3 separate regions of the Mus musculus genome follow, and all the other regions are linked to region 1. A link is a loop called in an ENCODE intact Hi-C map of the cell type or tissue named here. Cell type or tissue: heart. All regions are shown on one strand.

Region 1 (2,500 bases):
CCAGAGTGTCAGGATGGGCTACGTTGGCACCCACCTGTCAGAACTGCCCTCTTTGGGAAGTAGGTTGGGTCCCCAGGAAACTGTAGCCTCTGGAGTGGGTGAGGAGATCTGTGTCAGGCGTGGCTTTCTCCAGAAGCCCTGCCTGCCTGCTCTGGCCCCTAGCACCTTCACTTTAGCCCAGCCACTGTCTGGTGAGGGTCCCTTCTCATCCTCCTGAGCAGATGGGAATAGGTTAAGGCCTGAGGGGCCCTTTGGCCCTCTGTCAAGGAGACAAACAGAGGATGTTGGCTGAACACCTGGCAGAGAACGCGCACACGCAGGAAGAAGACTTTTGAGGGAGCGGTGCCGATTTGAGGACTCTGGTAGCTGAAGCCCAGAGGATTCCTTGCATGCTTGCTGGCTTCCCTTGTGCCCAGTCCAGGCTAGAATCCGGACTGTGCTTTCTTTATGAAAACCATCCTGGCCATCAGCCACCGAGCCTCCCCACAGGTCTTGCACAGAAGGCCGAGGGTACTGTGCAGAGGAAGACCCAGTTCTGGTTCTGCATGGGGCTCAGCTGTCCTGGCCCTTTAGGTCTGAATTGTTCTACAGACTTCCTGTTCTCACCCCTTCTCTCTGCAGTGAGAGGAGATGGTGGGCCCTACTCCATGGTCAGCCTGGGTAACTCTACACAAAGGGACAGCTCTGGCCATGCTTGCACCTAGTAGGTCTCCAGGACTCTGATAAGCTTTGGAGGCTTCCTCTTGGAGCGTGTTCCTGATGGACACCCCGAAGTGAGGTGAATCAGCACACACCTGGGCTGGTTGGGTGGGAACAGTGCAGAATGGAGCTTGGGGTGTTCTCATCTCAACCCCCAGGCAGAGTCCTGCTACCTGGTAGCTCAGCTAGATAGCAAGCAGCACTCTGGGTCCCTGTTTTCGCTGAGAGGCCTTTCCTGTGGCCCTGCTTTTGTTTGGTAGTGTCTAGTGTGCGACGGGCGCCCCCTGGTGGCCATACTGAACATTTCCTTGAGAGGTGGGGCCTGCAGGGTTTGGGGAGTCAGGTTTGTTGCCAGGAGGTCCCTGCAGCTGGCTAGCCACGAGGCTTTAGGTCCTAGGATCAGTGGGCTTCCAGCCCCATGGAAAATGCGAGAGCAAGTTTCACTAGGGCCACACAGTATCATTGAGCACTGAGCGTGGAAGGAGACAGATGGGCCACGTTTCTCCTCCCTCTTTCTAGCCTTCCTTCTCCCTCCCTTTTCTTATACATTATATCCTGGCGGCAGTTTTCCCTCCCTCCACTCCTCCCAGTTCCTTCCCCACTTCCATTCTCCCCCAGATCCATTCCTCTTATGCCCCCCCCCCCCAAGAGCAGGCTTTCCATGAATACCCACCAAACATGGCATAACAAGTTACAATAAGATCAGGAACAAACCCTCATATCAAGGCTGGATGAGGCAACCCAACAGGAGGAAAAGGGCCCCAAGAGCAGGCAAAAAACTCCCACTGTTGTGTCTTCTGCTAGAACACAAAGCTACACAACTATAATGTATATGCAGAGGACCCAGCTCAGTCTCATCAGGGTCCGTGTTTGTTGCTACAGTTTCTGTGAACCTCTGTGGGCTCTGCTTAGTTGGTTCTGTGGGTTGTGTTCTTGTGGCATCCTCAACTCCTCTGGCTCCTACAATCTTTCCTCCCATCTTCTTTGGAGTTCCCCTGGCCATGCCTGATGTTTGGTTGGCTTGGCTGTGTGGGCCTCTGCATTTATTTCCGTCAGTTGCTGGAAAGCATCCCTCTGTTGACAGTTGGTCCATGCACTGATCTATGAGGATAGCAGAGTATCACTAGGAATTACTTTATTGTCTTTTTTGCCAGTCGTTTTTGGTTCTCTCCCGAGTCTCTGGGCTGTCCAGTCTCTGGTTCCTGGCCTTCCAGACACTGTCAGTTGTGGGTTCCCTTTTGTGGTGTTGGCCTCAACTTGGCCAGTCATTGGTTGGCCATTCCCACAAGTTCTACACCACCATTACCCTAGCATGTCTCGCAGGCAGGACAGATTGTACGCGGAAGGATTTATGGCTGGGTTATGTCTCAGTCCCAGGGCTGGAAGCCTTGCCTGGTTAAAGAAGACAGCTAGTTCTGACTCAGTATTCCCTGTTACTAGCAGAATTCACTAGGATTACCCTCACCCTCAGGGCATTTCCACAGCACTAGGGTTCTGCATTGCCTCTCCAATACCCCCTCCAATTCCAGTCGCCTTTCCCAGAACTCTCCTCCCCCAGCCTGATCCCTATTGTTCCCACCCCCATCCACCCCCAGTCCACCTACAAAGCTCTTTCCCCTTCCCAAGAAGATCCATGAGTTTCTCTGTGTCTGTGGATTGGAGTATGATCTGTGGATTTAGCAGCTAATGTTCACTTACCAGTGAGTACACACCGTTTGTCTTTTGGGTCTGGGTTACCTCACTCAGGGTGGATTTTGGATTTTTTTTTTTGAGTGCTATCCATTTGTCTGCAAATGTCATG
Region 2 (2,500 bases), 71 kb before region 1:
GGCACTCCCAGAGAGAGTAATTTCTGTCAGGGGGTCATGGTGTCTGCTGACCTGGGGTGGTGTCCTTCACACTCAGGCTGCTTACCTTTCTGAGTTTTGGTCTCTGGTAGTATGAGGTGCTAGCTGTATGACTAAGCTGCTTTGGGATGGGTAATTGATCGTGGCTAACAGAAGCCACTGTCTGACAGGGATGACAAGGAGGTGTGCTCCTGGCAGGGTACCATGAGTGTGGACATAGCCCTAGAGCTAGACCCCAATATTGGCAGACAAACCTGTGAGGTGATTGAGGGACATTTAAACAGGAACTTGGCCTCTTCCTGGGTGTGGTACTGTGGGTTTTTTTCCCTCACAGACCAAACCTGACCAGGAGGTCAAAGTGGATAAAACATACAGCTTGTGTTTTATTCAAATTTGAAAAAGCTGAAGAATCTTGTAACTGATTGAACACACACACACACACACACACACACACACACACACACACACACACCTGGCTGTCCCTTGGAATTTTGTCCTTCGGGCCTCTCAGGTGTGCTCAGTAGAGAATGGTACTCTGTTAAGCCCAGGCCTCACCCAGTCCCAGTGACAGTTTCTCCAGTTCTGGAAGTTTCAGGCTCTTACAATTATACCCACAGTTCCCTTTTATGCTGTAGTCCTTCTACCTGGTTTGGCCAGCTCCAGCCTTCCTCACTCAGTTATGGTCAAGTGAGTTCTCCTTGGCTTTCACCCTGACCTTTTGGCACATATTTAGATGCTTATAAGAGCATGCTAGGAACTTTGCCTGCTTGGCACACTTCTATTCAACCCTCAAAACCCAAATCTAAGCTTCAGGTGCCACCTTCCTTGACCTCCCCAAGGCAGCTTCTTTCTCCCTTATTTCCCCACACTGGACCCTGACTGGTGCTTTGCCAACAGTGCCTGTTTTTGCCCTGGAAATGGCAGCTCTTAAACTTCATACACAGGTATTTCCCTAAGTTTCTTCAATACCATCAGGATCTAGTGGTTCAGGGCTGATTCTTAATTCTTAGTCTTGGTTGCATCTGCCAAGACTCCACAAGGGGGCGCCTGAGACCGCGCTGACTGAAGCGTCCTTCCTAGCCTGGAAAAGTCTGGGACCTCCATCTCCTCTGGAGGTGGGGACCTTGCCCAGAAAAAGAAGCAGGGCTAGGCTGAGGCTCCCCTATTCCCCGCCCTGCCTTCAGATGGGAGGAGCTTCCCAGAAACCTGAGAAGAGACTTGGCTGGCCAGCCCCTCTGGATGTAGGCGGAGCTTATGGGCATTGACTATTCCGAGCTATCTTCAGGTCGTGTGGCTTGACTTGTGCAGGCAACAGTCTGTGACAGCTACCTCTGGGCAAATGCAGTGTCCCTCAGTCTGGAGAGTTAGGTCTCCCGACAGCTGTTAATGGGGGAGAGGCTGAAGTCCTCCTTTGGGCTCCTGGGACCTTCCGCCGGTGTCAGGGGTTCCTTCGGTTTCCTCTTCCCTTGGGATGGCTTCTTGGGGGCTGTGGGAAAGATGAAGTTAGAATAGAGATGGCAGCAGCCGGTTTTTCTGGCTTTCTACTTCTAGGCTCAGGAAAACGCAACTTGGTGAAGTCTGTTGGCCACTCTTGCTCCTGACAAGGTAGTGACTGGCTGGAGCACGGGAGGAGACCCACAAGTATGACCAAAGGGCTGACTCTCACAGAGCCTAACCCCAGAGTCTCTCTCACTGCCAGCGTGGCTGGGACTATGACCACAAGGGGTGGGCATCTGGTCTGGGCAAGTAACACCCAGGACCTTCTGAGATGCTGGGTCTATGGAGCAGAACCTCAGTTTCCCTCATGTGTGTCAAGTGGTGTTGAGTCTATGTGCTGGTCAGAGCACAGACAGAGACAGCTACAAACCCCTCCCATTCTGCATGGCTTGAGTTAATCCTAGGATGTGTGACATCCTGCTAGGCAAAGTGGGAGCATGACCCTCACGGGACATGAGCCTGTTCTCACTGGCTGTCTTACTCAACGTGAAAGGCAGAAGGTGAGACTCTGGTAACTCAGTGGACCACACCCCAGCCCGTGCGTACATAGCAGGAAGTGCTTGGAAATGACACAGAAACCCTGGCCTCCACTCGGAGCAAACACAGGCTGCGGTCAGTCCCTTTCCGGCAACAATGGCTTATTGTGGTGGCCCCAGCCCAGCCTGCTGAGCTGTAGCCTGGGCAAACATAGGGTACATGCATATTAGCTTAGGTGTTCAAAGACTCACCATTGTGCACCGGAGGAGGAAGTGTCCTGACACTCTTACCCAGGACCAGGCTGGGAGTCTGCTATCTTATCAGACAGAGTTGAACTCAAAGGTACCGCCCTGGGCAAACATGTGAGCAGCCCTGACACTGAAGGAACACATACCCCAGAGCCAGCTGGATGTGCCTCTGTGGCTGCCCAGAGGGTCACAAGAGGGTCCAAAGATGCCAGCACCAGGGAGCTGCTTACAGGGCACGGTATAACTGTCTTCAATTCCCT
Region 3 (2,500 bases), 140 kb before region 1:
TAGGTGTCACCTGACCATGCCACCTACACCAACCCACCCCCTCTCCCCCAGAGCTTCTACAAGTCTCCAGTCACACCCACGTGCTCACCCTGCGGGTGACTGTGGGGTCCCGCAGCGCCTTGCCCATGAGGTGGCCCAGTAGCGTGTTGGTTCGCAGAAACCGCAAGCGGATGTTGGTGGCTTTGGTGAAGTCTCGAAGTAACGGTGAGTAGGAGAAGTTCAAGGCCCCAGGGCGCCCATTTACCAAGGACACCACAATCTGCAGAAGGTGTGGTAGATGAGGCCAGGCTCAGAAACAACAGGGACCCACCACCCCCAGACAAGCACAGCTGTGCAACCCACCTCGCCATTCTCCAAAGGCACTATTCGCGAGTATTCTGTGGTGCAGATGACGTCGTCGTCCTGCGTGATGCGCTCTAGAGTCCGAGGTCCAAACCGCTCCAAACAATCCCTCTTGGAGGCTGCAGGAAACGGGTAAGAAGGTAGAGTAACAGATGCCAGATACAGACTCCCATCCTGGGCCCCAGCCTAGCATCCTTGTGTTGCCTACACACTCCGAAACACAGATTGCTGCCCCACGTTCTACTGACCAGCAGGGGTTATCAAACAGACAGCAAAACCCTAGCTAGGGGCTAGAGAGATAGCTCAGAGGTTAAGATAAGCACTGGCCGTTCTTCCAGAGGTCTTGAGTTCAATTCTTAGCAACCACATGGTGGCTCGCAACCATCTATAATGAGATCTGGTGTCCTCTTCTGGTCTGCAGGCATATATGCAGACAGAATGCTGTATACATATAACTCTTTTTTAAAAAAATAAATAAATCTTAAAACAAAACCCTAGCTCAATGTAGACTGGACTGCAGAGCCTTTGCTACCACGATGCCCAGGCCTCTTCCTGGGACATGCCAGAGAATGGTGTTCCTTAACTTCTCTGCAGGCGCAGTCTGCAGTTGCCCCTCTCTTACTCTTGGCCAGGGAGTTTTGGGGGACGTGTCACCAGGCCTATCTAATCAGAGTACCCCCACCCTGCCAACAAAACTGGTCAGGTGGCATGTGGCCGGCTGGGCCTGCCAAGGACTCCAGCTGTCTCCTGCCACAGGCAGTAAAGCTGGCAGGAGGTAGGCCCACAGCTGCCAGAGCTGCTTTGTTTCCACGGGAGCCGCCTGAGCTCAAGCCTATCTAGAGGAGCCATAAAATGGCCCAAAGATTCCTGGTACCACCAGTGTAACACCAGCTATGTCCAAGGTCAAGCGTGGGAGTCGATAAGCTCCCATCTACCCCTAGGTGGCGCTGGCAGCAATGAACCCTAAAGAGGCCATCACAGGGGTCAGGGCTTGCTTGGCATCAGGGGCCTTGAAGCAACTATAGGCCTACCGCAAGGACTCCAGTCCTGCAGCTAAGGACACTCACAGGCAAAGAACTGCCACGGCTGATAAGTGTGACCGAAGTCTGTGGACCGCTCCAGCACCCAGAGGTCAGGCCGAGGTGAGTTGGCAAACTTGATGAGCACATAGGCCACATGGAACACCTGCAGGGGACAGGGGGTGTGACATCAGACACTGTGTCCCTCCATGTAGCTTCCTGCACTCTTAGGTGTGAGGTACAGCAGGCGACGCAGAGGCAGGTCTGTGACGAAATCTTCAGGTTTGACTCTGAAATGTCTTCCCCAGCAGGCTCCTGTTTTGAAAGCTTGGTCCCAGCTGGTGGCACCATTTTGGGGACACGTGGGCTATTGTGGGGACATGTGGAACCCTTAGGAAGTGAGGCCTAACTGAAGGAAGTGGGTCACTAGGAGCCTTGAAGACCTAGTTCCTATCCACCATGACGCGACAGGCTTTGACAGCATGCTCCCGTTGCCATGGACTGAGGTACATACCTTTAATCCCAGCCCTCGAGAGGCAGAGGCTGGAAGATCTAAGTTTGAGGCCAACCTGGTCTACATAGTAAGTTCCAGGACAGCCAGGACTATTACAAAGAGAAACCCCCGTCTCAGGAAAAAAAAAAAAATCTGATACCAAAGTAGTTAGGTTGCTGCTATCACTAAAGCACATGGTCCCCATATGCTTTAAATCACATGGCCTCCAAACTCTGGAACTGGTGTGAAAGGAATATGGAAGATTGGGAAATGTAGGTTATAAAAGTCTAGAAGCTGAGCTGGAGAGATGGCTCAGTGGTTAAGAGCACAGGCTGCTCTTCCAGAGGTCCTGAGTTCAATTCCCAGCAACCACATGGTGACTCACAACCATCTATATATAATGAGATCTTGGGCCCTCTTCTGGCACGCAGGTGTACATGCAGATACTCAAACATTAAATTTTAAAATCTTTAAAAAAGAAAAGGAGAAGTCTAGAAGCTGGAGGTGGAGCTTGCTGGGCCATTCTGATGCAAGCATGAACACCAGGACCTCAGTAGAAATACAGGCAATGGTGCCAACAAGGAGATACCTCCCTGCACAAAGCATCTCTCACATGATAACCTGACTCCCATCCCCAGAGCCCAAC

What was found. A loop is a pair of places that touch in the nucleus more often than their neighbours do. Peaks named below come from ENCODE experiments on the same cell type or tissue, not always from the same donor. Only the 100,000 strongest peaks of a DNase experiment are listed, where the experiment ranks them.
Region 2: it touches region 1 in a loop (8-fold over the local background); 40 of 42 quality-filtered maps call a loop at or near these places.
Region 3: a loop joins it to region 1, with 2.4 times the contacts of the local background. A loop is called at or near these places in 2 of 42 quality-filtered maps.

What each region holds. Positions count from the first base shown.
Region 1 is chr2:180,346,331-180,348,830 of GRCm38, forward strand. It overlaps Gm52543 (a long non-coding RNA gene), which reads right to left and starts at 161. Exons shown (of 5, transcript XR_003953987.1): 1 at 1-161. In heart, a CTCF peak has its summit at 989 (motif pointing left); a DNase peak (open chromatin) is centred at 981; H3K27ac peaks cover 1,165 bases.
Region 2 is chr2:180,274,870-180,277,369 of GRCm38, forward strand. It overlaps a transcript of Rbbp8nl not described here. Among named protein-coding and RNA genes, the nearest start is that of Cables2, 2.7 kb to the left of the region's middle. In heart, no CTCF peak of the experiment used is centred here; DNase peaks (open chromatin) are centred at 1,192, 1,692, 2,182 and 2,332; H3K4me3 peaks cover 1,644 bases; H3K27ac peaks cover 1,874 bases.
Region 3 is chr2:180,206,845-180,209,344 of GRCm38, forward strand. It overlaps Lama5 (laminin, alpha 5), which reads right to left. Exons shown (of 79, transcript NM_001081171.2): 3 at 1,410-1,527; 4 at 343-461; 5 at 89-259. Among named protein-coding and RNA genes, the nearest start is that of Gm52542, 17 kb to the right of the region's middle. In heart, CTCF peaks have their summits at 1,280 (motif pointing right) and 2,302 (motif pointing left); a DNase peak (open chromatin) is centred at 1,137; H3K27ac peaks cover 303 bases.